4 separate regions of the Mus musculus genome follow, and regions 2, 3 and 4 are each linked to region 1. A link is a loop called in an ENCODE intact Hi-C map of the cell type or tissue named here. Cell type or tissue: heart. All regions are shown on one strand. Region 1 has its middle 37 kb from the start of Gm35315. Region 2 holds the start of AB010352 (cDNA sequence AB010352). Region 3 holds the start of Gtpbp6 (GTP binding protein 6 (putative)). Region 4 holds the start of Zfp932 (zinc finger protein 932).

Region 1 (8,000 bases):
TTATACTTAGATACTATTTATGTGACCCTAAAAATGTACTCTGTGTTCCTAAAGCCTATGCTAAAGTCCTCTTTCTATGGCTTTGTACATTATTTCACATCAGTTTCAGTTTCACAAACATAGAACTGTAAACAACACCATTATAGGGAGGTTTTCAAAAAAAAGAAAAGGGATGTTGGGTAGGATGAATTTGCATCATAAATTCAAATCAATCTAAAGAAAACTCCTAACGGGGAAGCTGATTCCAAAGCTACCTGCCATGTGAAAACCTCAGAATTGTCACTAGGATGATAAAGAAATTGCACACATTTTGACACAATGTAAATTGGATCCCTACTTATCACAGAGCTACAATAATCCAAAGCTTTACAACATTTGTGAAAAAATAATGAGATGTAGAGAAAAAAGCCAAGAACATAAGCCCCAAATTATAGTCAAGTTTCAATCAAAAGACTGAAAGAAACTCAGCCAGGAAAAATGTGAACATGACCAATATTACCCATGACTGCATGTGTATACAAATAGAATAAACATAGACCTCACAAATCCCACAAAAATAACCCAAAGTGACCCCTAACTGGTACATTTCTGATCCCTCCAGCTACTGCTGACCTCACTTCCAAACAGAGGCTCTAGAGCTCTCTCTGTATGGAGGTGATCAGAAAGCTGGGCTATGGTTCTGCCGCACCTAATACCCACTAGAGATCTCACACAAACCCAGCCCCAATGAGCCCACACACAAACCAAGGTTGAAGAATAATTTAATGTCTGCCTCCTGCCACATGGATTATAGCACATGATGTAGAATCTGCCCTAGCCACCTGCACACCACCATGCACACTTAAGAATCCTCTGCATCTCAGAAACTCCTTGGCGACCCTGGAACTGAATTTCCCTGAATCACTCCATTCATTGTGACTAGTGATAGTGGAGAGGAAAAAGGATTTTAATCAAATATGGCCGAAGGAGGATCCCCATAACCTCATCTCCACCACTTTCTAAACTGTTTGTAAAAAATATCGCACAAAACTGAATTTGCAATGCAATGTTCAGAACTTCTAGAAACCAGGTTTTCAGTTTTGAAATTTGTCTTCTGCACACGAAAAAGAAAATGCAGTACACACTAGGCAGTGATATTATAGGCAACCCAGCTTCCTATGCCCAGAGCTGCAGAACCTACCCCCCCACCCCCCACCCCCAGGGAATCCACACTCAGGCAGGCTCAGAGGACAAGGCCCTTTGCCCAGGCCACCACATGGACCAAAAGAAACACAGTCTGGTTCCCAGTCAATCACAGTCCAATCAGACTGGACTCTGATTGTTTAGCCAACCTGTTCTTCCTGGTGGCTGTCACAATCATAATGGCAAGGTTTATGGTCTCCCTCACAGCTAGCTGATGAACTGCATCAGAGGAGAATTTGGAAGGAACCTGCAAACTACCTCCCACTGGTGCTCCTCCTGATTGCTAGGCTGCCCAGAGGACAGACAGTAGCAGCTCTCCTACTGCAGGAGTAGAGATTAAATGACTCAAGACAGCACAGGCCTTCCCAGCTCTCCCCTTCCAGCCCACCCTAGGGGCAGACAGAGCTCTCCCAGGTGAGGACAGCTCTTGGTACCCCTTCTAGGAAAATGGCCAGAATATTTTACGGGCTAGGACAAGAAAGTAAGCTCTAAAAAAAAAAAAAAATACAGCTCCAGGGCTCCCCAGAGAAATCCTATCTCGAAAAACCAAAAGTAAACAAACAAATAAATAAATAAATACAGCTGAGGAATGTGTTCCTCACGACTTCTCATATCTTGACCATCTTGATAAGACCCTGAATTCAGTGAGCAAGGAAACTTTGTTTGCACCTTTTTTCTTCCTTGACTACTATGTTTATGCTTAGAACTGACCCTAGTCTTCTATGTACCCAGGCAGTCAAGGTTGGCAGATTTCCCAGCCTGATGAGGCATGGAACTATAAGAGGAGGTACACCTGAGGCTAAAGGGAGGTACCTTTGGATAAGAACAGATATTCTATGTATGTTTCAGGAAATTGTTTCTACTTGCTTGTGGCTTTCCTTTTGATAATACTGTGGGGTTTAAAAACACTGCAAAAAATAAACTCAAGGCTCTGGTTGCTGCTGGCTGCTGCTGCAGCAGTATTCCCAGCAGTATTCCCAAATCTAACTCTTGGCTTTGCATCTTCTTTCTGCCTTTCCTATCTTTAATCTTTGCTCTGGGCATCAGAGACTGTTTGACTCATGCTGGGGCGTCCAGTACAAGGACAGAAACTCCACTCAAGGATCTCTTTCTCCTCCGTCCCTGTTTCTCTCCTGTCTGCTGTTAGAGGGTGAAACAGTTGCTGGGGTCACGGAAGGGGGTTAAGGGAGAGGAAAAGAAGAAACCATAAAGTAGCAAAGACCAGCTACACTGATTAAGGCTAAAAGAGGAGCCAGACTAGGATGGATTTTGCATTCCACATATGCTGCCACCCTTAAGTCTCTTTTAGGTTCAGGTTCCAGGTTAAGTTTTGAACAACTTAAATACAGACTGGAGACTGCAAGTCTAGCCACTAAGACACATGGGCAATTTTCACAGCAAGCATATTCCAGGATCATTTCTTAAGGACACCAGTGCCCTAACACAGCAGGTTAGTGACAGTGTCCTAAGTGGAAGGTTCCAGATGATGAAAAACATCAGAAAAGGAAAAGGTAGAGAGTATAAAAGCTGGGGTGGGGAGGTCTTACACAAGCTATGGCTTATGCTAAGTCAGCTTCTTAAGAATACCATCTTGTACACAATTGACATGAGGGAAAAGGAAGGAGATGGGAGACACCTCTGAAGTCAGCAGAAAGATGAAGAAAGTATGAAGTCCACAGAAACATCAGACAATGGGACACACTCAGGAGAAGGCTAATCAAACACTGCTGCCCAAGGGGAACTCAGTGTATCTAAAAAAAAAATTCTAACCAAGCCACTAGTGGCCTTGGAATTGATAACCACAGCCCCATATGGTGGGAAGTTGTGCTCTCAGAATCTGATTCAACCCCTCCCAAAGGCCCTGGCCCCAGACCATTAACCACTTTCCCAAGCATATTCCAGGTTTTAGAAAAGGAGCCCTGTTTTCTCTCTATACCCAGGGCCTCAGGGAAAGCTCCCATGGACTAGGCTGTGAATGGCTCTGCCAATCGTGTTCCTGGGTTTCAGAAGGAGCTGTGTCCTGCTCCAGACGTGGGGACCTCAGGGAAAGTGTAGCTGGATCAGGCCTACACTCAAGACAACAGTTTTCTTTTCTTTTCTTTTCTTTTCTTTTCTTTTCTCTTCTCTTCTTTTCTCTTCTTTTCTTTTCTCTTCTTTTCTTTTCTCTTTTCTTTTCTTTTCTTTTCTTTTTTCTCTTTTCACATGATTGTCACTAGGTGTCATCCTGCCCATGTGGCATAACTATCCTTTTCTCAAGAAGAAAACTGAACTTTTATGGCTCACCAGGCCTTACTGTAGATTGTGACCCTGTAATGCCCCATTGAGCAGCTGGTTAGAGGCCTGCTCTTTGATCTGGAGGTGGGCCTAGATGCTGGTTGTAAATCTAGTTTGATTCCATTGTTATGAATTCTAGACAATCCTGGTGAACAAGCATGTGTATCCTAGCATCCTAAACTCTAACTGCCCTGGTTAGCATATTACTTATCTGTGGGATGTGTTACATGCAGTGCACCCTCAGCTAAATTCTACTTGGAGTGCCTTACTATCCGCTAAGCTTTAGTAAATCCTTTACATCATCAATTCTACTCTTTTACATCACAGCTTGATAGTGAATTGCTACCCAGCACATGAGATGCCTTTTACAACCTCCACAAAATTAACTCCAAATGGGTTGTCCACCTTAATGTCAAATGCTAAGAACAGAACTTGTAGAAAGTCGGACTCTCTGAGTTTGGGATCACGCCAAAGATCTCTCTACACACAGGCCAAATGCTCTGCACAGATGCAGCCCCCACAGTGAAGTTATATAGATGCTACAGCTGGGTCCCGCGAATGGCTAGGACCTCAGGGGACCTCACAAGTGGCCGCCGATTCCCACTCTGTCCTGGGAAAGACCCACCACAGCAGCTCGCGCTGCTCCCCATTGTTGGCAGTGACCCTGTGCTCACCATGTCGCAACTTCAGACCTTGCCTGAACACGATTCACAGCACACAACGGCAGGACACAGAGCATAGAATATGGGACCATTCAAGACTGCTCAGCTACTAAGTGAAACCGGCACTAAGGCACCCGGAAAAACCCGCCTTCCCCTCTGACTGGCAGGTGCGCCTAAAAGGCTCTGATTGGCCAGTAAGTCTTGAGTGACTCGAGTACCTCCCTTAGGGTTAGAGAGAGCTGAAGGCACACAGTGTAGAGGTTCTCAGCCTAAAATTCAACTCCAGTGCCCAACCTTTTCCAGATCTACAGGGATTTGCATTTCTGTAGTATTTGTGCCGGTCCTCCAATAGCCTACCCATCTTTCTCCCTGCGCAGCTCCAGGGAGGCCCCACCACTTCCCTGCCACCGCTCAGCTGCTTGCTCCTCCCCTAGGAGGGCAGTAACCCTGTGCTGACCAGGGCCTGACTTCAGCCTAACCTTCCCTTACTCACTAGGCTGTTTGCCTTCTCCCTCCTGGAATTTAGGTAGGGAGCTTGCATAGCCCTTTACTCAATTTGCAGGGGATTTATTAATCTGTCCCACAAGCAGAAGGGTGCCCAGGAAATTAACAATTAAAGAGAGATTTTGGAAAACAATAGTTTATAGAAATGAATGGGCTTATTAATTTCTGGTTTGTTATATTCATAGTATAATTTATTTTCACTTACATCTTTAATGATCAGTTAAGAAGGATACAGTTGTGCCGTGGCTAAGCCCCAGCGTGGGGTGATTGTTCGTTCCTTCTTGTAGGTTCTTCTTGAGGCAGAGGAGGGGGAAGAGCATAGCCAGAGGGTAAGACTTTGTCTTAGGAGATTCTGGGGTAAGACAAAGTCTTACCAAAAATTTAGGGTTGCTGAATAATAAAAAGTTTACTTATCTAAGTCTAAGTTACTATGCTGTTGTAGCTGACCTGCCTTCTGTGATCCTCTGAGGTCAGAAATCGCAGTTTCTGGCACTCAGCACCTCACCCTAAAACAGCAGGAGATTAAGTAAAGGATTAATTGCTAGACTCTTTCCCCTATTGTCCAGATGCCTCCTGCTTGTCGGGCTAGGGGGGAGTTTGGAGCAGTAGACTTCTATTGAGTCAGGAGAAGAGAAAACACTCCCAGAAGGAAAAATTTTTACATAAGCAAATATGCATAATCTCACATAAATTCATATTCAGCTTCATTCATGCTCATTTATTCATTTCCATTCAAACATACTTACACACACACAAGCAGACATTCTCACAATTACATACGTACACACATCCATACTTACATATGCATATGGAGCAAAAGACCAAGGATGGGTGCAGCAAGGATTCACTCATTCTGGATTTAAAAAAAAAAAAAAAATGTGCTCCAATTTTTATTACATAGAGAAAAAAAAAAAGCTTCTACCTTTTTAATGCTAAATAAATTAAACCCATGTTTGTAAGAAAAAAGCTTTGTTTCTTTTAGTAAGATTAAACCTGCCTTGTCCTTACTATGGCACCTGATCTGTCCCATGGTTAGGAGAAGACTGCCTGCTCCTTCTGCTCCCTGGGACATCTTCTTTTCTCCTCTTTCCCTCTGCATTCTGCACATTGCTCTCTTAGTATTTTATGTTACCTATAATTTCTAAGCTACTCCACTCTTCATTCTTCTTCTAATCTAAAAAGTGTTCTGTCTAAAAACTTCTCCTCAGCTCAGCTCTGTTCCTCTCACCCCAGTCCCCCAGTTCTGACTCTTCTCTCTGTCCTCAGCCCTTAAGCATCATTCAGAATACATGATAACATGTTAAAAAGATCATCAAGAGTTCACACAGAAAATCAAATCATAAATTGAAATAAAAGTTTACAACAGCCGGGCGTGGTGGCACATGCCTTTAATCCCAGCACTTGGGAGGCAGAGGCAGGCGGATTTCTGAGTTCGTTCGAGGCCAGCCTGGTCTACACAGTGAGTTCCAGGACAGCCAGGGCTATACAGAGAAACCCTGTCTCAAAAAAAAAAAAAAAAAGAGGTTAATAATCACAGATATAATACTAGGAATTATTATAGGATCATCATTAAGACTTAAGTCATCTAACAACAATATGAACTAACCAGTACCCCGGAGCTCTTGTCTCTAGCTGCATATGTATCAAAAGATGGCCTAGTCAGCCATCACTGGAAAGAGAGGCCCTTTGGACTTGCAAACTTTATATGCCCCAGTACAGGGGAACACCAGGGCCAAAAAGAGGGAGTGGGTGGGTAGGGGATTGGGGGGGTGGGTATGGGGGACTTTTGGGATAGCATTGAAAATGTAAACAAGGAAAATACCTAATTTTAAAAAATGGTTTTAAAAAAATCCAACCGTGTTTTGTCTTCCTTGCCGGCCGAGGTGGGCACAACACAGGCATATCCATTAGGAGTGATTATCTGGCTAAACATCCATCACCTGTCTCAGCTCCACAGGTTCACAGAAGGCTTAAAACCATAACTAAGTTATAAGTGAAGTTCTGTATAGATAAACCCAGTCAGTATTTTACCTTCTGTCCTAGCTCCTATAATAAATCATTAGTTCCCTTTGGTCATTTTTTTTTTTTTAACAACCTCTTGGAATGTGCTCTGAGTAGGAGAAAGTCTGGTTACTATCTAAGAGCATTTAACTGGTGACATTTGAGGGACTGGCAGAGTTCTCGTTGAAACTTTGATTATCAGGAAAGGACTTAATAGCAGTCCCATTATAAAAGAGCTTAATAATCACAAATATAATTTTAGGAATTATTATAGGATCATCATTAAGACTTTAGTTATCTATTTGTCTATACAGCATCACTACAAGATAGTGTATCTCCGTGGATCTGCAGAGATCTGCTTCAAAGGGGTGTGCTACTACTTAGTAATTGTTATATACGTTTAATAATAAATGGAAAAGCATATTAATAGCAGGAAACTTTCCTAAAATGAGTCCCTCACAGCCTTGCTTAGTGAGGGCTCACCTGTCAAAGATTATATAATAATCCGAGGGAGGCCACTTCAGGATGATCACCAGCTAGTTATTGGCTTGTCCCTTTATGGCTCCTGACACGGTGGGACTGAGGTTGTATAAGAGGTCCAGGACATGCACAAAGCTGTCCAGATAAGATCCCCTTATCTATACACTCTACAGTACTGAGGAATGGGCTAGCACAAACAAACAAAATATACTGCTTTTTTTAAGTCGAATTACCTTTAATCTTTCTTTTACCTAAAAGATAGTGGTAGTCATTTTCCCTTAGGACAAATATTATTTTCATTTTTTGTAAAAACTAAACTAATTTTCACTTTGAAATCATTTAGATTTACTTAAGACAGCATTCTTGCGCGCGCTCGACTGGCCAGGAAGAACAGGATCCTTCTGCACACGTTTATTGGGAGAGCTTGATTGTAGAGGCGAAAAGACTTCGAGCCCAGAACTGGTGCTGCTTTTATAGGCCTAGGAGGGGCGTGTCTCACACCCGGATTGGTTATGCACTAAGCCTCATTTGCATGTTCCTCATCTGATTGGCTACTCTCTCTCAGTACCTTACAGAACCTCATTATCATACCTCATTTGCATGTCTCACATCTGATTGGTTATACTCTCAGTACCTTACAGAACCTCATTATCATGCCTGGGCCAGGCAGTGTCTTTGCAAAAAACTTTACTGCATATGTACACATTGGTTGTTTGTCCAATCTTATGCGTGGTGGCCAGCAGTAGTCAGTGCCACTCTGCAACGGCACATGTGGCTTCCCACAGAGCATGTTCTGTGATCCACTGTGTTCATGCTCTGCTTCCATCCGTGTCTTGGCAGGAGGTTGCTCTGAGTACAGAAACTTATGCCATATTGTTCTTTAATATTATTCTTTAC
Region 2 (8,000 bases), 190 kb before region 1:
AGGGCTTTAATTACTCTAGAATCTTCTTAAGTGTCACCTCTGCATTCTAAAGGACAGGGACAAAGGAAGAGACCTGTGGACATCTGAGCAAACTGTTTACTTAAGAAAGAATTTCTAGTTTTGAAGTCATACCTGCCCAGAAACATTCAGTCTGAACATTCTCCAGGCTGTGCCTCCCTCCACCTGCCTACCTGGACAATGGTTAACTATCACACACAGATTTTATTCCTACCTGTGGCAGTCTGAATGAAAGTGGCCCCCATTGGGCCACACCCGGCTTGTAGCTGTCTTGAGACACACACCAGAAGAAGGCATCAGATCCCATTACAGATGGTTTTGTGCCACCAGGTGGTTGCTGGGAATTCAACTCAGGACCTCTAGAAGAGCAGTCAGTGCTCTTAACTGCTGAGCCATCTCTCCAGCCTTGTTTTTACAAATTTTTATATTATTGAACTCATGGGCTTTTTCACAAGACCATGTGCTCCTTACCTATCTATGAAGTTATGTCTTCTGAGGCCTCTGGGTACCTCAATTTCATATTACAAACTGAAAATATCCTTTACCATTCCCTGAATCTTGCTGACCATTGTCCTGTCTGCTGCTGTTTCCATGTAAATAGCAGGTGGTGAGCTGCATTGAGACCCTGAGAGGGAAGGACTCCAACCCTCTTTCAAAGCACTGACCTGCCATTAAGTTCTGTCTTTTAACCTGTGTCTCATTCTGGGGAAAACAGATTCCTTTATGACATTAGTATTCATACAAAAGCATTTTACTTATTTTATTGTACTGTGGAAAACCAGTAAGTGTCACTATCTCATGTGGACATTAGATCATGTTATAATGTAACTCAGTGCAGATAGCCTACCTGTATGCAGGATACTGTCATGGGGTATTTTTCTATTTGATGGTGTTTAATGATTTAGGTTCTCAATAACTTAGGCTTGCCTACTAGCTATTTACTGACAAACAGAAAAAAGGGGGCTTAAATGTACTGTTAGGGCTCAAAATTTTTAGGTAGGGTAAGGAAATTTCTTTTACATAAGGCATCCTTTGTGATATTAAAAGTCACACAATTCTCTTTTTTTGCAAAATTTAACAAATATATGATGGTTGTAATCAGCACTGTAACCAATACCATATTGACGATGTTGATTCACATTCTTCTACTCTAGTCAAAAGTAAAATCTTTTCATTTCTTACCTATAGCTAATGATGGTGTGAAGAGCAGAATAGATATTTAATTGATAAATATTAAGTAGTTTCTCCTTTTTCTTCATCCATATGCTGTAATGTGTAAGGACAGAGTCGTTTTGCAAACATTCCAAACATGAAACATTCCACCTTCTTATCTTCAGAAAATATATAAAGAATAAAATTAAAGAAAAACATGGCATAAGTTCCTATACTCAGAGCAACCTGCTGCCAAGACATGGAAGGAAGCACAAAATGAACACAGTGGATCACAGAACATGATCTCTTAAGTAAATCTTTTAAAATTTGAAAGTGAAAATTTGTTTAGTTCTTAGAAAACATGAAATTAATGTTTGTCCCAAGGAAAAATGACTACCTTGCCTTTTTAAGCTAAAAGAAAGATTAAAGGTAATTCCAATTTAAAAAACACTATATTTTCAGAGCAAAGATGTGCTAGCACACATCTGCAGTGCTGTAGAGTATAGAGATAAGGGGATCTTATCTGGACAGCTTTGTGCATGTCCTGGACCTCTTATACAACCTCAGTCCCACTGTGTCAGGAGCCATAATGGGACAAGCTAATAACTAGCAGGTGATCATCCTGAAGTGTCCTGCCTCGGATTATTATATAATCTTTGACAGGTGAGCCCTCACTAAGCAAGGCTGTGTGGGACTCATTTTAGGAAAGTTTCCTGCTATTAATATGCTTTTCCTGTTATTAATAAACATATGTAACTACCACTAAGTAGCAGCACATCCCTCTGGAGCAGATCTCTGCAGAGCCACGGAGATGCACTATCTTGTAGAGATGCTGTATAGACAAATAGATAACTAAAGTCTTAATGATGATCCTATAATAATTCCTAAAATTATATTTGTGATTATTAAGCTCTTTTATAATGGGACTACTATTAGGTCCTTTTCTGATCATCAATGTTTCAATGAGAACTCTCCCAGACTCTCAAGTGTCACCAGGTCATTGTTCATAGATAGTAACCAGACTTTCTCCTACTCAGAGCACAGTTCAAGAGGTTGTAAAACAATTTTAAAAAGGTCATAAAAAGGGAACTGATGATTTATTGTAGGTGCTAGGACAGAAGATAGAATACTGACTGGGTTTATCTATACAGAACTTCACTTATAACTTAGTCATGGTTTTAAACCTTCATTGAACCTGTGGAGCTGAGACAGGTGATGGATGTTTGCTAGGTAATCACTCCTAATGGATATGCATGTAAACATTCTCTGTTGTAAACTTCTATTTCAGTTTATGATTTGATTTTCTGTGTGAACTTTTGATGAACTTTTAACATGTGATCATGTATGCTGAATGATGTTTAAGGGCTGAGGACAAAGAGTCAGAACTGAGGGACTGGGGTGAGAGGAACAGAGGTGAGAAGAACTGAGCTGAGAGAGGAACTGAGCTGAGGAGAAGTTTTTAGACAGAACACTTTTTAGGTTAGAAGGAGAATGCAGAATGGAGTAGCTTAGAAATTATAGGTAACATAAAATACTAAGAGAGCAATGTGCAGAATGCAGAGGGAAAGAGGAGAAAAGAAGATGTCCCAGGGAGCAGAAGGAGCAGGCAGTCTTCTCCTAACCATGGGACAGAACAGGTGCCATGGTAAGAACAAGGCAGGTTTAATCTTACTAAAAGAAACAAAGCTTTTTTTCTATACAAACATGGGTTTAATTTATTTAGCATTAAAAAGGTAGAAGCCTTTTCTTTCTCTATGTAATAAAGATTGGAACACATTTTTTTTTTTTTCATCCAGATTGAGTGAATCCTTGCTGCGCCCATGCTTGGTCTTTTGCTCCATATGCATATGTAAGTATGGATGTGTGTGTAAGTATAAAATTGTGAGAATGTCTGCTTGTGTGTGTGTAAGTATGTAATTGTGAGAATGCATGAAAGCTGGGCCCAGCTGGGTTTGAATAAAAATGAATAAATGAGCATGAATGAAGCTCAATATGAATTTATGTGAGATTATGCATATTTGCTTATGTAAAAGTTTTTCCTTCTTAGAGTGTTATTCTCTTCTCCTGGTTCAATAGAAGTCTACTGCTCCAAACTCCCTCCCAGCAGGAGGCATCTGGACAATAGGGCAAAGGGTCTAGCAATTAATCCTTTACTTAATCTCCTGCTGTTTTAGGATGAGGTGCTGAGTGCCAGAAACTGTGATTTCTGGCCTCAGAGGATCACAGAAGGCAGGTCAGCTACAACAGCATAGTAACTTAGACTTAGATAAGTAAACATTTTATTATACAGCAACCCTAAATTTTCGGTGAGACAAAGTCTTACCCTAGAATCTCAAAAGACAAAAGTCTTTCCCTCAGCCTACTCTTCCCCCTCCGCTTCCTCAATAAGACCAAAACCAAAAAAGAAGAAACACCCCACGCTGGGGCTGGCCCACTGCATAACTGCATCCTTTTAAACTGATTATTAAGATTGAAGCAAAAATAAATTACACTATGACTATAACAAACCAGAAATTAATAAGCCTATTAATTTCTATAAACTATTGTTTCCCCAAATCTCTCTTTAATTGTTAATACCCTTCCGCTTATGGGACAGATTGATAACTCCCCTGCAAGTTGAGTAATGGGCTATGCAAGCTCCCTACCTTGATTCAAGGAGGAAGAAGGCAAACAGCCTACTGAGGGAAGCTGTGGCTGAAGTTAGGCCCTGGTGATGACAGGGTCACTGCCCACCTAGGGGAGGAGCAAGCGGCTGAGCAGTGGCAGGTGGAGTGGTGGGGCTTCCCTGCGGTTGCGCGGGGAGACAGATGGGTAGGATATCTGAGGACTCGCACTAGTACTACAGAAATGCAGATCCCCGTAGATCTGGAAGAGGTTGGGCCCTGGACAGAAGCTTGGGCTGAGAACCTCTACACTGTGTACCTTCAGCACACTCTAACCCTAGGGGAGGTACTCGCGTCACTCAAGACTTACTGGCCAATCAGAGCCTTTAGGCGAACCTGCCAGTCAGAAGGGAAGGCGGGGTTTCCGGGTGCCTTGGTGCCGGTTTCGCTTAGTAGCTGAGCAGGCTGTGCTCTCTGTCCTGCCGCTGGATGCTGTGGAGGGTGTTAAGGCAAGCTTCGAAGTTGCGACATGGTGAGTACAAGGTCACTGAAAACAATGGGGAGAAGCAGGGGTCTGAGCAGCGCGAGCTGCTGCGGTGGGTCTTTCCCGGGACTCAGTGGGAATCTGCAACCATGTGTGAGGTCCCCTGAGGTCCTAGCCACTCGCGGGACCCAGCTATAGCCTCTGAATAACTTCACTGTGTGGGATGCATCTGTGCAGAGCATTTGGCCTGTGTGTAGAAAGATCTTTGGCTTGATCCCAAACTCAGAGAGTCCTAGTTTCTACAAGTTCTGTTGTTAGCATTTGACATTAAGGTGGACAATCCATTTGGAGTTAATTTTGTGGAGGTTGTGTGCTGGGTAGCAATCCAATATCAAGCTGTGATGTAAAAGTGCAGGATTGATGATGTAAAGGATTTACTAAAGCTTAGCGGATAGTAAGGCACTCCAAGTAGAATTTAGCTGAGGGTGCACTGCATGTAACACATCCCACAGATAAGTAATGTGCTAACCAGGGCATTTAGAGTATAGGTTACTAGGATACACATGCTTGTTCACCAGGATTGCCCAGATATATGGTTCCAAACCATAACAAAGGAAACAAACTTGATTTACAGCAAGCATCTAGGCCCATCTCCATATCAAAGAGCAGGCCTCTAACCAGCTGCTCAATGAGGCATTACAGGATCACAATCTACAGTAAGGCCTGGTGTGCCATAAAGGTTCTGTTTTCTTCTTGAGAAAAGCATAGTTCTGACACATTGGCAAGATGACACATAGTGACAGCCATGTGAAAGGGGGAAAAAGAAAAGAGAAGAAAACTTTTGTATTATTGAGTACTGGCCTGATCAAGCTGTAATTTCCCTGAGGTCCCCATGTCTGGAGCAGGACACAGCTCCTTCTGAAACCCAGGAACATGCTTGGCTGAGCCAGTCACAGCCTGGGGCCTACTCAACTGGGTCCTTGGGAGCTTACCCTGAGGCCCTGGGTATAGAGATAAAACCAGGGCCTTTTCTAAAATCAGGAATACACTTGGGAGAGCTGGTAATGGTCTGGGCCCAGGGCCTTTGGGAGGAGTTGAATCAGATTCTGAGAGCACAACTTCCCACCATATGGGGCTGTGGTTATCAGTTCCAAGGCCACTAGAAGTTTGGTCAGAAATGTTTTTGAGAAACCCTGAGTTGTCCCTTGTGCAGCAGTGTTTGATTAGCCTTCTCCTGAGTGTGTCCCATTGTCTGATGTTTCTGTAAACTTCATACTTTCTTCATCTTTCTGCTGACTTCAGAGGTGTCTCCCATCTCCTCCCTTTTCCCTCATGTCAATCGTGTACAAGATGGTATTCTTAAGAAGCTGACTTAGCATAAGCCATAGCTTGTGTAAGACCTCCCCACCCCAGCAGAGAATGCTCTGGGGCCTCTGTTTGTAAGTGGGACCAGTAGTAGCTGGAGGGATCAGAAATGTACCAGTTAGGGGTCACTATGGGTTATTTTTGTGGGAGTTGTGAAGTCTGTGTTTATTCCATTTGTATACACATGCAGTCATGGGTAATATTGATCATGTTTACATTTTTCCTGGCTGAGTTTCCTTAGGTCTTTTGATGGAAACTTGACTATAATTTGGGGCTTATGTTCTTGGCTTTTTTCTCTACATCTCATTTTTTCACGAATGTTGTAAAGCTTTGGATTGTTGTAGTTCTGTGATAAGTACGGATAGAATTTACATTGTGCTGAAAGGCTTACTATTTCTTCATCACCCTAGTGACAATTCTGAGGGTTTTTTTTTTTTTTTTTTAACATGGCAGATAGCTTTGGAATCAGCTTTTCTGTTAGGAGTTTTCTTTAGATTGTTTTGAATTTATGCTGCAAATTAGAAATACCCAACATCCCTTTTATTTTTGAAAACCTCCCTATAATGGTGTTTTTTACAGTTGTAAGTATGTGAAACTGAAAATGATGTGAAATCATATACAAAGCTATAGAAAGAGGACTTTAGCATAGACTTTAGGGACACAATACGTTGTTAGGGTTACATAAATGATATCTCACTAAGTGTAACTTAATTGAGAAAACAAAAAGAGTGAAAATAAGACATCGTCCAGAATTGAACAATGAATATGAATGTGGTACAGGATTGTGTATTAGGAATAAACTCTGAAAGCAGTAGGTTGGGATTTTCCATAGATGTCAACTAAAATTAGTTAAGACCACGTTGTGTTATAGTTGATGTAAAATTTTACTTATTTTAATATATATATTCTCATACATTTGGACATAGCACCTACTCCCAAGCAACCCCATTCTACCGAGTCCTCATAACAATGACAGAATTGCCATGGATCCCAGCAGTTTTCTCAGTATAGTTTCCATGCACTTGAAATTAGTTTAAAGAAGAACCAGAATTCTCATGTTCATTGCAGTTGTATTATGGTAGCCTAAATATGAGAATTACCTCAGTGCTCATTTGTTGAGGACAAGCTAGGTGCCTCAAGGTGACATTGTGCTAAAGGAAAGAAGACAATAGTGAAAGTTAAAGGATTAAGTTCTTGTAAAGACTCTCACAGTCAGTGCTCTATTGGTCATAAAAACGACATGTAATTACCGCTTAAGCACTGTTGACCCATTCCTTTTCCCATATAATTTTAATCTTTCGTGCACCCTTATTGTCAGATGGGTATGAGGACTTGAGCCATCTTGTCTTTCTGCAGGTAGCAGTGGAAAATGAAGAGAGACCATTCAGCTCAGTCAGTCAACAGGATCTCAAGGGAGAGCGAGGATTGAAAAGAAGACAGACAACCCTGTAACATGACTCCAGCCAGTGCTGAGGCTGAAGCAGGTCTATTTTTCTCAAGCCTGCTTTTATACCATTTTAAGTACATGCCAATAATATGGTCAGTTCTAGGTCAAGGAATACACAAGCTAATAAGCAAAGTCCAGGAATCATAGTTTTAAGGGGCTTATCAGCAGGACTTAGATAACTCCTTGGCTGAGTTTACCTGGAGCTTTGTATTAGCCCAAATGTAACTATTCTATTCTGAGCCTACTTCCTAAGTCCTAGCCCAAAGTCAGATTCCTACCTGAGCCTACTTCCATGTCCTTGTTCAATGTCAAATTCCTGCCAACTCCCTACAGAATGGCAGAAAGCACAAAATCTAGCTGAAGCAATCTCCTTCAAAGGGTTTTACTAATGTTTATTTAGCATATTATATGGAGAAGAGAAATGAACTATCAAGCTTTCTGTAGCAAGAGTTGTTATAGATGGGAAGCAAATGTGGTATTATAGTATACTGTACAAATGCAGAGAGTGGCTGTATTTGGATGGCATGAGAGCTTTCTGCCTATGAGTCATACTGCATAAAAGAGTAAAAATGAGTTTAAGAAACAGACTGACTGTTTTGCTTGAATTTAAATACTGATGATACATTACAATTGAACAATAGTCTTAAATAACTGACTCATCTTTTTATTTTCTCTGCATTAAGTAACTTAGATGGTAACACTTTCATTTTAGCTTTGGAGAATGTGGTTAAACATTTAACATTTTTATACCTTGGTGTATTTATTCTTAATGTGTAATATACTTAATGCAGCAATTTTGTACAATATCACATATTTATTTTTATTGAAAAGTTATATAGACATTGGTTTTCCTTAACAACAATCAAGAGTTTGCTTTTAGAATGAAATAAGAAACATTGTGATTCCACACTTCAAACTAGTGAAAACTAAC
Region 3 (8,000 bases), 50 kb after region 1:
AGTGGACTCCCTGGAGGAGATGACACGTCGCAGCCTCCCCCTCATGACCGAGTGGGTGTGTGCACAGCAGCCGGGGCAGAGCCCTCAATGCACCAACATCATCGCAGGCGACTTCGTGGATGCGGATGGCTTCGTGAGTAAGGTCATCAGCCTGAATTGCAAACTGCTGTCTCCCTAACTGCCACATCCCCAAGACGGGGGTCACCACTTCGGAGACCTTCAGACCCAGCAGGCCAGGGCCCAGAATGTTCTGCTGTCATGATGCTGTTGCAGAACACATGGTGGCCACGTATGTGTCACTTCTGTTCGCATCACCAGGTGCTCAGGCCTCCATTGATGAACGGATTTTGAACTAACGCACATGTGCGGATGTTTTTGTGGTCTCTGGCAGCCCAGGCTAGACCCAGGCCTTGGAAACAGTCTCTGCTCCCAAGGGAAGCTCCACCCCAGCTACTGAGTACAAGCACCATTTCCCTTGTAACAGGGACTCTTCCCAGTCACCTATACAAAACCAGGCCGGTGAGGGAGACACAGGACATATCCTGCTTTAATAAGTTACTGTCAGTCAATGTGGGAGGGCAGAAGGGGCGTCAATGGGGAACAGTTTCCTGAACCGGCCATAGGCAGCCTGGGTGATGACGACGGTCACGTGGGCCGCATCACCCTCTGGCAGCTCCTGCACCTGCTGCACCACCGCCTCCTTATAGAGCCAGCTGCAGGGACACACAAAAATCACCACCAGGCATGCTGGGAGGTCTCAGGGCGTGCTGAGAGATGGTACAGGCACGGGTGGGCACCCCCACACGACTCACCCAAGTTGGGGTCCCCCAAGGCGCACACATAGCGTGAGGACCTGCCTGCCTGTGGCACGCAGCACTGACGCCTCCAGTGCGGCCTTCAGCTCGTCTAGCCCACGCCCTGAGATTGCAGACACGGCCAGGGCTCCAGAGCATGGTGGAGTGTACCTGCAGGGGCGGGGGACTTAGGTGATCTCATGTGGGGTTGGCCGGGAGGGCGGTGTGGGCCACCACCCTGCCCATCGTACCACACTCACCCCGGCACCAGGTCCACCTTGCTGTGAACCTCCAACGCTGACTCCAACAGTGCGGGAGGCAGATGCAGGCCCCGCAATGTGGACAGGACAGTGGCCTTCTGCAGCTCTGCATCAGGGTGGCTCACATCAGTCACGTGCACCAGGACATCCTGTATGGGGCGTGGTTGGGGATAGGAGCAAGATCAGGCATCATGAAGGGGTGTGGTCAGAGGTGGGAGATGAGGAGTGTGGTCTAGGGGTGTGGCCAGAGGACAGAAGCAGTCTGCAGACAGAAACTGCCGGGGTATCATGTCACACCCAGGCCTACAAGGAGAGTGACCTGACACCCACAGAGGACCGCACAGAGGACAGGCTCCAACCGTCAGGTCCCTGAAACCCACCGAGTAAGCCACGTCCTCCAGTGTGGCAGAGAACGCATGGATCAGGCTGTGCGGCAGCTGGGACAGGAAGCCAATAGTGTCCACGTACAAGATGCGCAGGCGTGAGGGGAGCAACCCCGCGTGTACGGTGACATCAAGAGTAGCAAACGGTTGGTCCCGCGGCTGCAAAGCAGCCTCACCCGTCAGAGCCTGGATGAGTGTGGTCTTCCCTGGGAGGGAGCAGGTGAGAACGTGGCACTGTCAGCCCCAGCTCTTGCCATGCCTACACTGGTGCACCCCGGCCTCCCATGAGGGCCCCTCCCTCCTCACCACAGTTGGTGTATCCCACCACTGACACCACAGGGAACTCTCGCCGCACCCGCTCCTTCCGCATCAGCCTCCGCTTATCCCGAAGCCGCTCAAGGACACGACGGAGCCGCAGCTCCCGGTCCCTGAGTGCGCGGGCCCGCAGCTCCGTGGGTGACTCTCCTGGGAGGACAAGAGACACAGTATGGGGGCAGGGGAAGGAGAACTGTGGCCCGGTGCAGAACTTCAGGGTCTTCTGTGGGCATGAACATCACATTCTTGGGGGAATCCCGCCTGACCTTGCCCCAGACAGGCAACGCATGAGCAGATCCTCCCATGGGGGATCACACCAGTCATTCACAGAAAGACATAGTCAGCCGGCCTGTCACACATCCATGAAGCAGTTGGGCTCTGAGCAGATTCTTGTGTAGGTCAATGTATAGCATCCCCAGCCTTGAGCAGGCTGACTCAGACCTGTTATTCTGACACTGTGGATGAGACCACCTACGGTGGAGTCTTCCAGACCTAGATAGGTCTATTCTGTCACCTGTGCTGCTCTTCTCCAAGATGCCAATAACCCAAAAGGCTGAACCTGTCTTCCTGAGATATTCCTGGGATAGCTGACAATCTGTCGAATTGGCGACCTAATGCTAGCAGCTCTAGCAGACTAAGTGCTAACAACTTGGCAACAAAGCATCAAGAAGTCTGGGTGGCAGGGAAATGGGCTTTCCCCCTTTATAAGCACAGACTCTTAGTAAACATTGGGCCATGATCAGAAATTTGTCTTGGTCTCGTTTCTTCTTTCGTTTCCTCCCTTACAGCTCCAACCTCCCACTCAGGAACCCAGTTTGTGTGGCTGCGACGGGTACACAATGAACTCCGGGATCAGGAGAGGTCATGAAGTGAGCACAAGGGGGCCATGTAAAGGTCAGGGGTCATGTGAACTCTCCATACCTTGCAGTCCCTCCTGCTGTGATCCCAGGGCTCAGTCATTACATTAGACCCCAGTCACAGCCCCGCATCACAGGCCTGTGTTCCCCTCCATGTCCCCCTTCTCCCCAATATCCCCTCTACACACCTCTGGCCCTTACCTGACCCCATGATGTACCGGGAGCCCCAGCCTTGCTGGTCTTGCTGCCCAGAGTCGGTATTCACAGAGGACCTGGAGGGAGGCAGGTAGGTAGCGCATGAGGGGAGGGGAGGACACAGGGAGCACCCCTGTCACAGCGTCCAAGGATATGTGCAGAGGACATGCGGGGAGGAACTGCGGAGAGCACCACCTGCCACCTGTTGCAGCATCTACAGTCACGCGAGAGGATACGCAAGGAGGACATGTAGGGAGGACATACGGAGAGTACCCAAGGACATGTGAAGAGAACATGTGGGGAGCACTACATGCTGCATCACCCACAGACTCCCTGAGAGGGCAGGTGGTAAAAACACGAGGGGAGGACATGCGGGGAACATCACCCGCGAACCTGAGGAGCGGGATCTCTGCCAGCGCCAGCTGCATCCGGGCCTCCCTCGTGCGTGCGTTACAACGGAAGATATGCAGAACTAGGGTGAATCTGTCGAACACACGCAAACCCCAAGCGGACTCCAGCTCCTTCTGAGGAGATGGGGGCCACGCAGGGATCAGTCAGGGGTCACATGGTGTCATGGGTCATGTGAGGATCAGGGGGGACACAAGGGAACCTTGGTCGGTGGCGCCATCCTCTCCACGTTCAGGAACACGGACGTGATGTCCTGGCATCCCTTGATCTTTTCTGGAGCACAGGGAGTGGCCCGTCATGGGGTTAGGAGGAGGACGGGAGGCAGTCTGACCCATCCTACACCAGCGCAGGTGAGGCGCATGCCCAGCGGCCAAAGGTGAGGTACCGCTCACCTGTCACGTCCTGAAAGTTGCCCTTGCCGAACACCAGCCTGCTGCCAGGCGCTGCGCTGGGCACCACCAGGGTACTCGCGACCGACCATCCTGGAAGTGCGCGCACCAGGGCGGCCGCCTCTGCCACCTGCCACTCCGCTGTGAGGACACAAGGGTCCATCCAGTCAAGGGCCGAGCGGGAAGACCTCGGACCACGGCGGTGGACAGGGTTAGCTCTGGGATGAAACCGCGCCCGCGCAGAGTCCGCATCCCCCGCCCACACCATGTCCCCACCCTGCAGCTCACATCACAACCCTAAGAAGCTCGCCAGGCCATGATCCAAAGCTCTACCAGGGAAAGGCAGAACCTCTAGGACTCGCCCCCAGCGCCCAATGTTCCCCCCCCCCAGACTCCGCCTACAAATTTAGGATAGTCCCGCCCCAAGGTCCCACCCGGAGCACGCGCAGCCTCACCCATCGGGCAGGCCCAGGTACCATCACATGCTCAGCCAGATCACGCCCCCAGCACGCAAGCTCGCCAGACTCCGACTCCACCAGGAGAGCAGCCACGAACCCAGCACATCCCAGACTATCCACACTCTCTACCGTACGCCCGATGTCCATCATAGTACCCTGCCCCCAGTGCTCCTCCCTCGGCTTCTCCTTCCTTTCTCGTGACTCCGCCCCTTCCAGAACTAGGCGTCACCGCCGCCCCAATTCCCCGTGGCCTTCCTGTATAGCACTAGTAAGTTTCGGCCTTCAGGTCCTCGCCCCTTCCGGCTTCCCTGCTCAATCCCCACTCTCGCCCTACCCGATACCTGTGCTTCGAGGCTTTTTTCCGGCCGGGCGTTTGACGTCAGGATGCAGGACGCAAACGCGCTGTGTATCCAAGGGCAGGAGGGGTGGGGCGCGGAGCAGCTCATCCTCCTCTTCCTCTTCGTCCTCACGGGGGTCCTCCTCGCCCCCACCACGGACGGGACCGCCCCCCGCCCACGCGCTCCCCCAGACCCGGCTCCCGGCGTGGACAGTGCGGACGGGACTTGGCAGGGTCACCGCGGGGCTCCGAACGAGTTGTACGCGGCGCACACGCGGGAGCCAGAACCCCGGGAGCACGGCGGCGCGCAGAAAAAGCATGGCGCGTGCGCGCGCAGCGAGAGACTGCGGGGGCGGGGGAGGGAGAGCAGGGAGGGACGGGAAGAACAACAGGGCGCATGTGCGTGCCGCGAAGGGTGGCTCTGGGAGGATCGAGAGCAGATCGCTTACCCGCAGCGAAAAACTTGGATAGGGGCGGGGTCAGGGAGAAAGGACAGCAAGGCGCATGCGGCGAGGGGCGGGGCCGAAAGGACAATGCCTCTAAAACAAAACAAATAAAAATAAGCCTAGTGGTGGAAGATCTGAATAGAGTTAGTGTAGGCACAGCAATTTCAAAAGGAACAACACAGGACTCAATAGAACTCAGGGTTTGGCCTATGACAACTTTTATGAAGACAATAAAGTTAGGTATAAAGGACATAGGCTATTGAAATAATCTAGCACTGAATGTTAAAATAGAATTCAAATAAGTTATAAAATGTGTTAGCTTTTATGCTTAGTTATAAGAAATTACAAATATTCATGTTTCTGTTGAAACTTACTTGGGCCACAGGAAACTCTCCTCAACACAGAGGAAGATGGAGTCACAGATGGTAGGCTAGAGGATGTTCAGTACCAAGAACTAGAAGGAACTAAATGGAATATATCTGTGACCTGGGATAGCTGCGCGCTCTCTCTCTCTCTCTCTCTCTCTCTCTCTCTCTCTCCTGTGTATCTTTTTTTCAAGTCATTTATATATTTTCTGGAGTGGAGTTGTGGGGACATATTCATATAAAGTAGGAACAAATCAAGCCTTGGGATGTGTGCTGCTGACAATCCATTTAGCTTACTTGCCTGAAGCAGGGAACTAGGGGATACAAAACAAACAAACAAAACAAAACAAAACCCAAGCTGGAGATGTCTCTCAGACTAGTAAAGAGACTGGCTGCTCCACTGAACATAGTCATGATTAAAATAGTTCAAGATGTCACAGCACTGGTTGCTTCTCCAGAGGACTGGGGTTCAGTTCCTAGCACTCACATATTTGGCTCTTCATGAGTATCTTCCTGGATGCAGACAGTAGTGCTGAAATGTCTAATTTGGGTATAGAAGCCAAGAACATCAAGAGATATTTAAAAGTTAATGAATTCTTCCTTTAAATTATCTGCTTTGGGTGACAGAAAGATGGCTCAGGGGTGCGTTTCCAGAGGACACAAGTTTAATTCCCACCACCCACATAAGAGCTCACAACAGTCTTAGGAGGATCAACACCCTCCTGGCCTCTGTAAGCATGCACACAGTGCACAAGCATATAAGGCACAACACTAATATACATGAAATAAACAAATACATTTTAAAATAAAAAAGAGTTTTAAGAAATAAAATAGGACTGGAGAGATGACTCAGTGGTTAAGAGCACTGTCTGCTCTTCCAGAGGTCCTGAGTTCAAATCCCAGCAACCACATGGTGGCTCACAACCATTTGTAATGTGATCTGATGCCCTCTTCTGGTGTGTCTAAAGACAGCGACAAGTGTACTCACATACATAAAATAAATGCATCTTTAAAAGAAGAAGAAGAGGAAGAAGAAGAAGAAGAAGAAGAAGAAGGAGGAGGAGAAGGAGAAGGAGAAGGAGAAGGAGAAGGAGAAGGAGAAGAAGAAGAAGAAGAAGAAGAAGAAGAAGAAGAAGAAGAAGAAGAAGAAGAAGTAGTAGTAGTAGTAGTAGTAGTAGTAGTAAAATGCTTCAGGCCAGTGAGACAATACAACGGTAAGGGCCGAAGAAGAAGAAGTAGTAGTAGTAGTAAAATACTTCAGGCCAGTGAGACAATACAACGGTAAGGGCCCTTGCTGATGACATCGTCTTAAGGGAACATGAAGGCTGGGGGTGGGGGGTGGAGGGGTGGGTCCGGAAGTGAAGCCCATCCTTCAGTCCCAGGCACATTTGCCCCAGTGGATCTCTGGGAAATGTAGTTCTACATCGACACTTCCTCTACTGGGCCACACCGACTCTGCAGCTGTTAGGTCTGCAGTAAGCCCTAGTGAAGCTAGTGACAGATGACGTGATCCTGTAGAGAGCTAAGTCTGTATCCAATCTGGTCTTTGGCAAACTCAAAGAGCGTTTAGGCTCTGCCTGGAGCAGGTGCGGAGCCATTGGAGAGGGGAATTGCGCATGCGCAGAATGGCGGTCCCGGTTTTGGTAAGGATTAAGGTGAGGCGGGCCCTGAGCACTCTTGAGGGATTGTGTCCAACAGCCTGGTAGGAGGTTGGGGCAAGAAGAGGTGGCTGAAGGAGGGAGTGCAGGAGGAGGGTGGGAGAAGGTGACGGTGCCATTACTGATGCTGCACCCTGTCAGGGACAATAAGGCACGCGGATTAGATGATGGAACATCCGAACACAGAACATTCTGGCCTGTGAGAACAGGTGTCAATGCCAGGTAAATGAAGAACTAGTGGGATTCCCCAGACAAGTCTTGTGGGGCGGGAAGGGGTTGCTTTGTATGTTTGTAAACCAGTGAGTCCCGGACGGCATGTATGTGTGCTCTTTTTGTTGGTGAAGACAGTAATCATCAGTCATTCGGGTGCCATAAGGACCCTGTCTTCCTGAGAAACAGCAGAAATGATTAAATCTTTCACCTTTTGGATTCTAGGAGAGGCTCACTGTCAAGACTTATCGTCTAAGTACAATAGTGCTTAGATCTGACTGTACTTTGTTAGCAATGGCAAACCTGAAAGTGGCCCTCTCCATTTTTATGCTTGCCTCAGAAACCCACCTATCAGTCCCAATAAAAATGTTTTTAAACAAACTGGTTAAGTTTCTTTTCTTCCTTCAGTTTCTTGACTCTTGTGCTGTATACAAACTCCCCCTAAGCAGAGAGATATTCCTATTTACTTTCCATCACATACTTTTTTTAAGAAAAGATTTACTTATTTTTATGTATATGAGTACACTGTGGCTGTACAGATGGTTGTGAGCCTTCATGTGGTTGCTGGGAATTGAACTCGGGACCTCTGCTTGCTCTGGCCCCACTTGCTCTGGCCCAAAGATTGATTTATTTTATTATATTTAAGAACACTGTAGATGTCTTCAGACACACCAGAAGAGGGCATCAGATCTCATTACAGATGGTTGTGAGCCATCATGTGGTTGCTGGGATTTGAACTTAGGACCTCTGGAAGAGCAATCAGTGCTCTTAACCACTGAGCCATCTCTCCAGCCCTCCATCACATTCTTTAATCACACCTGGCTATACCTAGTTTTGTTTTTTTTTAACATGTTGATTTTTTTTTAATTTTAGATTTATTTATTTATTTTATGTATATGAGTACACTGCAGCTATCTTCAGACAC
Region 4 (8,000 bases), 62 kb before region 1:
GGAGCTAATATGCTTTCTATGTAAATATCATAAGGCAAATATAATGACCACAAAATTGGATCTTAGGCATATATCTAAGCCTCATACACCAAAAGGGCTATGGTTCCTATAAATCAAAGGTATAAATCATCTGACTTTAAGAACAGTTTATGATTTTAATGGATTTTTTTAAATTTTTCTTTTTCATTTACTTTTCTTTAACATTGTTTGTGTAGGTGATCAACAACTGTCCTTTAGGGGTTTTTTGTTTGTTTGGTTGGTTGGTTTTTTTTTTTTGTTTTTTTTTGTTTTTTTACTTTTTTAAAGATTTATTTAATATTATATCTAAGTAGCTATCTTCAGATGCACCAGAAGAGGATGTCAGATCTCATTACGTACCTCACAACTTGCTAAGTAAGCATCTTTGAGCTGAGACAATGAGCCAGTTAAATATTGGAAATACACCAAACAAGGACTGGTCTATTTAACCTACATCAACCAATTTCCTGGTGGTTTTAAGCCACCATGTGGTTGCTGGGATTTGAACTCAGGACCTTCGGGAGAGCAGTGGGTGCTCTTAACCACTGAGCCATCTCTCCAGCCCTGGAAATTTTTTTATTAGCTATTTTCTTCATTTACATTTCAAATGCTATTACGAATGTCCCCTATACCCTCCTCCCCCATCCCCTGCCATGCTCCCCAACCCACCCACTGTGCTTCCTGGCCCTGGCACTCCCCTTAATGGGGCATATGATCTTCGCAAGACCAAGGGCCTCTCCTCCCATTGATGGCTGACTAGGCCATCCTCTGCTACATATGCAACTAGAGACACAGCTCTGAGGGGTTCTGCTTAGTTCATATTGTTGTTCCTCCTATAGAGTTGCAGACCCATTTAGCTCCTTGGGTACTTTCTCTAGCCCCTTCATTAGGGGCCCTTTGTTCCATCCAATAGATGACTGTGAGCATCCACTTCTGTATTTGCCAGGCACTGGCATAGCCTCACAAGAGATAGCTATATCAGGGTCCTGTCAGAAATCTTTCTGGCATATTTAATGGAAATTCTTACATCCCTAGCTGAGTGGCTCCTCTGGCTTTTCTGTCTTTGATGTTCTTATTTACATATTTCAGGATTCTGTGTAATCTTGCATTTTAAGTATAAGTTGTATTTACAATTTTTTAATTTTTAATACTATTTATTTATTTTATTTATATGAACACTGTAGCTGTCTTCAGACACATACCAGAAGAGGGCATCAGGTCCCATTACAGATGGCTTTGAGCCACCATGTGGTTGCTAGAATAAAACTCAGGACTTGGAAGAGCAGTCAGGCCTCTGGGTACCTAAATTTCATATTACCAACTGAAAGTATCCTTCACCACTTGCTGAACCTTATCCTGTCTGCTGCTGTTTCCATGCTAGTAAATAGCAGGTGGTGAGCTGCATTGAGACCCTGAGAGGGAAGGACTCCAACCCTCTTTCAAAGCACTGACATGCACTAAATTCTGTCTTTAATGTGTGTCTCTTTCTGGAGAAAACAGATTCCTTTATGACATTAGTATTCATACAAGAGCATTTTGCTTATTTTATTGCACTATGGAAAACCAGTAAAGGTCACTATCTCATGTGGACAATAGATCATGTTATAATGTAACTTGGTGCAGATAGCCTACCTGTATGCAGGATACTGTCGTAGGTATTTTTCTATTTGATGGTGTTTAATGATTTAGGTTCTCAATAACTTAGGCTTGCCTACTAGCTATTTACTGACAAACAGAAAAAAAGGGGGCTTAAATGTACTGTTAGGGCTCAAAATTTTTAGGTAGGGTAAGGAAATTTCTTTTACATAAGGCATCCTTTGTGATATTAAAAGTCACAAAGTTCTCTTTTTTGCAAATTTTAACAAATATATGATGGTTGTAATCAGCACTGTAACCAATACTATATTGAGGATGTTGGTTTACATTCTTCTACTCTAGACAAAGTAAAATCTTTTCATTTCTTATCTATAGCTAATGATGGAGTGGGGAGCAGTGTATATATGAAGATATTTAATTGATAAAAATTAAGTAGTTGCTCATTTTTCTTCATCCATATTATGTAATGTGTAAGGACAAAGTCATCTTGCAAACAAGCATTCCAAACATAAAACATTCCACCTTCTCATCTTCAGAAAATATATAAAGAATAAAATTAAAGAAAAACATGGCATAAGTTCCTATACTCAGAGCAACCTGCTGCCAAGACATGGAAGGAAGCACAAAATGAACACAGTGGATCACAGAACATGACCTCTTAAGTAAATCATTTAAAATTTGAAAGTGAAAATTTGTTTAGTTCTTAGAAAACATGAAATTAATGTTTGTCCCAAGAAAAAACGACTACCTTACCTCTTTAAGCTAAATGAAAGATTAAAGGTAATTCCAATTTAAAAAACACTATGTTTTGAGAGCAAAGATGTGCTAGCACACATCTGCAGTGCTGTAGAGTGTATAGATAAGGGGATCTTATCTGGACAGCTTTGTGCATGTCCTGGACCTCTTATACAACCTCAGCCCCACTGTGTCAGGAGCCATAATGGGACAAGCTAAAAACTAGCAGGTGATCATCCTGAAGTGTCCTGCCTCGGATTATTATATAATCTTTGACAGGTGAGCCCTCACTAAGCAAGGCTGTGAGGGACTCATTTTAGGAAAGTCTCCTGCTATTAATATGCTTTCCCTGTTATTAATAAACATATATAACTACCACTAAGTAGCAGCACACCCCTCTGGAGCAGATCTCTGCAGATCCACGGAGATGCACTCTCTTGTAGAGATGCTATATAGACAAATAGATGACTAAAGTCTTAATGATGATCCTATAATAATTCCTAAAATTATATTTGTGATTATTAAGCTCTTTTATAATGGGACTGCTATTAAGTCCTTTCCTGATAATCAAAGTTTCAACGAGAACTCTGCCAGTCCCTCAAATGTCACCAGTTAAATGCTCTTAGATAGTAACCAGACTTTCTCCTACTCAGAGCACATTCCAAGAGGTTGTTAAAAAAAAAAAAAAATGACCAAAGGGAACTAATGATTTATTATAGGAGCTAGGACAGAAGGTAAAATACTGACTGGGTTTATCTATACAGAACTTCACTTATAACTTAGTTATGGTTTTAAGCCTTCTGTGAACCTGTGGATCTGAGACAAGTGATGGATGTTTAGCCAGATAATCACTCCTAATGGATATGCCTGTGTTGTGCCCACCTCGGCCGGCAAGGAAGACACAACACGGTTGGATTCTTCCCAACAGCCTTTATTGCAGGAACACCTCGATGCTGCTAAGGGGACCTTGGGAACCCAGGGAGGTCTGCTTATATACTCTCAGCCCCCATCCACTCAAGGCAGGCCAAGCCACCTCACCAGGCATGCAGCTTCAGCCAATGGGGGCAGCAGGGGCACGCCTCCACCAAATATGGACTTGTTTACACCGCCAGCATTATGGTGCACCTGCTCTCACGATGGTCGATGGTCATGGCTTATTTTCAGGTGTATGAGGAAGTCAGGTGCAAGTCATAAGACTTAGCTGCAGTCCCGGGCCGCTCCTCACATGCCTGTAAACATTCTCTGTTGTAAACTTCTATTTCAGTTTATGATTTAATTTTCTGTGTAAACTTTTGATGAACTTTTTAACAAGTGATCATGTATGCTGAAAGATGTTTAGGGGCTGAGGACAAAGCGAAGTGTCAGAACTGGGGGGCGCGGGTGATAAATTAGTAAGCCTATTAATTTCTATAAACTATTGTTACCCAAAATCTGTCTTGGATTGTTAGTATCTTGTGCACCCTTCCGCTTATGGGACAGATTGATAACTCCCCTGCAAGTTGAGTAATGGGCTATGCAAGCTCCCTACCTTGATTCCAGGAGTAAGAAGGCAAACAGCCTACAGAGGGAGGGAAGCTCAGGCTGAAGTCAAGACCTGGTGATCACAGGGTTACTGCCCACCTAGGGGAGAAGCAAGCGGCTGAGCAGCGGCAGGTGGAGTAGTGGAGCCTCCCTGGGGCTGCGCGGGGAGACAGATGGGTAGGCTATCGGAGGACAGGCACAAATACTACAGAAATACAAATCCCTGTAGATCTGGAAAAAGTCAGGCACTGGACTTGAAGCTAGGGCTGAGAACCTCTGCACTGTGTACATTCAGCACACCCTAACCCTAAAGGAGGTGCTCGAGTCACTCAAGACTTACTGGCCAATCAGAGCCTCTACGCGGACCTGCCAGTCAGAGGGGAAGGCGGGTTTTCCGGATACCTTGGGCCGGTTTCCCTTAGTAGCTGAGCAGGCTTGAATGGTCCCTTATGCTGTGCTCTCTGTCCTGCCGCTGGATGCTGTGGAGGGTGCTCAGGCAAGCTTGGAAGTTGTGACATGGTGGTGAGTACAGGGTCACTGAAAACAATGGGGAGAAGCAGGGGTCTGAGCAGCGCGATCTGCTGCGGTGGGTCTTTCCCGGGACTCATTGGGAATCAGCGGCCATGTGCGGTGTCCCCTGAGGTCCTAGCCACTCGCGGGACCCAGCTGTAGCCTCTGAATAACTTCACTGTGGGGGCTGCATCTGTGCAGAGCATTTGGCCGGTGTGTAGCGAGATCTTTGGCGTTATTCCAAACTCAGAGAGTCCTAGATTCTACAAATTCTGTTGTTAGCATTTGACATTAAGGTGGACAATCCATTTGGAGTTAACTTTGTGGAGATTGTAAAAGGCATCTCTTGTGCTGGGTAGCAATCCACTATCAAGCTGTGATGTAAAAGAGTAGAATTTATGATGTAAAGGATTTACTAAAGCTTAGCGAATAGTAAGTCACAGCAAGTAGAATTTAGCTGAGGGTGCACTGCCTGTAACATATCCCACAGATAAGTAATGTGCTAACCAGGGCAGTTAGAGTTTAGGATGCTATAATACATATGCACCAGGATTGCCCAGAAATATGGCTCCTAACCACAACAAAGGAATCAAACTTGATTTACAGTAAGCATCTAGGCCCGTCTCCATATCAAAGAGCAGGCCTCTAACCAGCTGCTCAATGGGGCATTACAGGATCACAATCTACAGTAAGGCCTGGTGTGCCTTACTTTTCTTCTTACTTTTCTTACTTTTTTTCTTTTCTTCTTGAGAAAAGCGTAGTTCTGACACATTGGCAAGATGACACATAGTGACAGCCATGTGAAAAGGGAAAAAAGAAAAGAAAAGACAAGAGAAGACAAGACTGTTTTATTGAGTGCAAGCCTGATCCAGCTACAGTTTCCCTGAGGTCCCCATGTCTGGAGCAGGACACAGCTCCTTCTGAAACCCAGAGCCAGTCACAGCCTGGGCCTAGTCCTTGGGAGCTTTCCCTGAGGCCATGGGTATAGAGAGAAAACAGGGCTCCTTTACTTTGTTTTTTTTGTTTTTGTTTTGTAGAAAATGATTTTAATATTTTCAATTGTTAACATTTTTAAAAGAGAATAATTATTTTAAGATATATTTCACTGTTATATCCTCCTTTTCATTTCTGATTTTATTTTTCTGATTTTATTAATTAGGATACTGTCTCTGTGCCCTCTGGTTAGTCTGGTTTTTCTAGTTGATTTTCTCAAAGAAACAGGTCCTGGTTTTGTTGATTCTGTATAGAGTTCTTTTTGTTTCTATTTGTTTGATTTCAGCCCCGAGTCTGATTCTTTCCTGACATCTCCTACTCTTGGGTGCATTTGCAGAGCTCCTTCTCTAAATTCAGGAATGTGCTTGGGAGCTGGGAATGGTCTGGGGCAGGGCCTTTGGGAGGGGTTGAATCAGATACTGAGAGCACAACTTCCCACCATATGGGGCTGTGGTTATCAGTTCCAAGGCCACTAGAAGTTTGGTCAGAAATGTTTTTGAGATACACTGAGTTGTCCCTTGTGCAGCAGTGTTTGATTAGCCTTCTCCTGAGTGTGTCCCATTGTCTGATGTTTCTGTGGACTTCCTACTTTCTTCATCTTTCTGCTGACTTCAGAGGTGTCTCCCATCTCCTTCCCTTTCCCTCATGTCAATCGTGTACAAGATGGTATTCTTAAGAAGCTGACTTAGCATAAGCCATAGCTTGTGTAAGACCTCCCCACCCCAGCTTTTATACTCTCTACCTTTTCCTTTTCTGATGTTTTTCATCATCTGGAACCTTCCACTTAGGACACTGTCACTAACCTGCTGTGGTAGGGCACTGGTGTCCTTAAGAAATGATCCCGGAATATGCTTGCTGTGCAAATTTCCCATATGTTTTAGTGGCTAGACTTGCAGTCTCCAGTCTGTATTTAAGTTGTTCAAAACTTAACCTGGAACCTGAACCTAAAAGAGACTTAAGGGTGGCAGCATATGTGGAATGCAAAATCCATCCTAGTCTGGCTCCTCTTTAGCCTTAATCACTGTAGCTGGTCTTTGCTACTTTATGGTTTCTTCTTTTTCCTCTCTTTAAAAAAACAAACAAACAAATATCACCATAATGGTGTTGTTTATAGTTGTAAATGTGTGAAACTTAAACTGGTTTGAAATAATGTACAAAGCCATAGACAGAGGACTTTAGCATAGACTTTAGTGACACAGAATACATTTCTAGTATCACATAAATGATACCTCACTAAGTTTAACTTAATTGAGAAAACAAAAAGAGTTCAAATAAAACATTGTCCAGAATTGAACAATGATATGTATGTGACACAGGATTGTGTATTAGCAATAAATTCTGATAGCAGTATTTTGGGATTTTTCCATAGGTATCAACTAAAATTAGTTTAGACCATGTTGTGTTCTAGTTGATATAAAATTGCACATATTTAATGTATGTATTCTGATATATTTGGCATAATACCTACACCCAAGCAACCCCATTCTACGGAGTTCTCATAAATGACAGAATTGCCATGGATCCCAGCAGTCTTCTCAATATAGTTTCCATGAACTTGAAATTAGTATTATGAATCCTCATGTTCATTGCAGTTGTATTCATGGTAGCCTAAATATGAGAATTACCTCTAGGCTCATTTGTTGAGGAATAGCTGGGTGCCTCAAGGGGACCTTGTGCTAAAGGAATGAAGACAATAGCAATGGTTAAGGACTAAGTACTTGTAAAGACTCTCAGTCCATGCTATATTGGTCCTAGAAGGACATGGAATTACAGCTTAAGCATTCTCAACCTATTTCTTTTCCCATATAATTTTAATCTTTATTGTATGCTTATTGTCAGGTGGGTATGAGAACTTACACCATCATCTCTACCTTGCAGGTAGCAATAGAAAATGAAGGGTGACCAAGCCAGCTCAGTCAGTTAGCAGTATATCAAGGGAGAGTGAGGACGGACAAGAAGACTGCAATTAGACAACACTGTAACATGAGTCCAGCCATTGCTTAGGCTGAGGCGGGTTTGTTTGTTTGTTTTTGTTTCATTGGTTGGTTGGTTTTTTTTGTTTTTTCAAGACAGGGTTTCCCTGTTTAGCTCTGGCTGTCCTGGAACTCACTTTGTAGACCAGGCTGGCCTCGAACTCAGAGTCCATCTGCCTCCCAAGTGGCATTAAAGTGGGATTAAAGGCTTGTGCCACCACCACCCTGGGGGTTTGTTTTTCTAAAGCCTGCTTTAATACCATTTTAAATACATACAAATAATAAGGTCAGTTCTAGGTCAAGGACAGAACAAGACAATAAGCGAATCCAGGGATCCTTGCTTCTTTTCTTTTTCTTTTTCTTTTTCTTTTTCTTTTTTTTTGGGGGGGGGGTGGCGGGGTTGGGGGTTTTTGTTGTTGTTGTTTTGTTTGTTTGTTTTCAAGACAGGGTTTCTCTGTGTAGCCCTGGCTATCCTGGAACTCACTCTGTAGACCAGGCTGGCCTCCAACTCAGAAATCTGCCTGCCTCTGCCTCCCAAGTGCTGGGATTAAAGGCGTGGGCCACTACTGGCCAGCCAGATCTTTGCTTTTAGGGGCTTATCAGGATGACCAAGATAAAGGAATGCCACACAATCCTTGGCTGAGTTTACCTGGA

The links. Peaks named below come from ENCODE experiments on the same cell type or tissue, not always from the same donor. Only the 100,000 strongest peaks of a DNase experiment are listed, where the experiment ranks them.
Region 2: a loop joins it to region 1, with 4 times the contacts of the local background. A loop is called at or near these places in 6 of 42 quality-filtered maps.
Region 3: a loop joins it to region 1, with 2.5 times the contacts of the local background. A loop is called at or near these places in 12 of 42 quality-filtered maps.
Region 4: it touches region 1 in a loop (4-fold over the local background); 3 of 42 quality-filtered maps call a loop at or near these places.

What each region holds. Positions count from the first base shown.
Region 1 is chr5:110,053,799-110,061,798 of GRCm38, forward strand. No RefSeq gene overlaps it. Among named protein-coding and RNA genes, the nearest start is that of Gm35315, 37 kb to the right of the region's middle. In heart, no CTCF peak of the experiment used is centred here; a DNase peak (open chromatin) is centred at 4,323; H3K4me3 peaks cover 1,028 bases; H3K27ac peaks cover 775 bases.
Region 2 is chr5:109,862,508-109,870,507 of GRCm38, forward strand. AB010352 (cDNA sequence AB010352) reads left to right here and starts at 4,204. Exons shown (of 4, transcript NM_001378279.1): 1 at 4,204-4,305. The coding sequence starts at 4,303. Gm35089 (a long non-coding RNA gene) reads right to left here and starts at 4,113. Exons shown (of 3, transcript XR_389508.4): 1 at 3,816-4,113; 2 at 1,201-1,349. In heart, no CTCF peak of the experiment used is centred here; a DNase peak (open chromatin) is centred at 4,144; H3K4me3 peaks cover 1,314 bases; H3K27ac peaks cover 697 bases.
Region 3 is chr5:110,103,456-110,111,455 of GRCm38, forward strand. It overlaps Plcxd1 (phosphatidylinositol-specific phospholipase C, X domain containing 1), which reads left to right. Exons shown (of 8, transcript NM_207279.2): 8 at 1-2,498. The coding sequence ends at 178. Gtpbp6 (GTP binding protein 6 (putative)) reads right to left here and starts at 4,742. Exons shown (of 10, transcript NM_145147.5): 1 at 4,401-4,742; 2 at 3,605-3,742; 3 at 3,415-3,485; 4 at 3,198-3,328; 5 at 2,811-2,881; 6 at 1,744-1,902; 7 at 1,435-1,643; 8 at 1,055-1,203; 9 at 813-965; 10 at 522-713. The coding sequence starts at 4,716. The coding sequence ends at 566. Zfp605 (zinc finger protein 605) reads left to right here and starts at 6,637. Exons shown (of 5, transcript NM_001163996.1): 1 at 6,637-6,862. In heart, CTCF peaks have their summits at 4,978 and 6,695; DNase peaks (open chromatin) are centred at 3,556, 4,436, 4,806, 6,706 and 2 weaker places; H3K4me3 peaks cover 3,819 bases; H3K27ac peaks cover 2,618 bases.
Region 4 is chr5:109,992,242-110,000,241 of GRCm38, forward strand. Zfp932 (zinc finger protein 932) reads left to right here and starts at 4,286. Exons shown (of 4, transcript NM_145563.2): 1 at 4,286-4,392. The coding sequence starts at 4,387. In heart, no CTCF peak of the experiment used is centred here; a DNase peak (open chromatin) is centred at 4,240.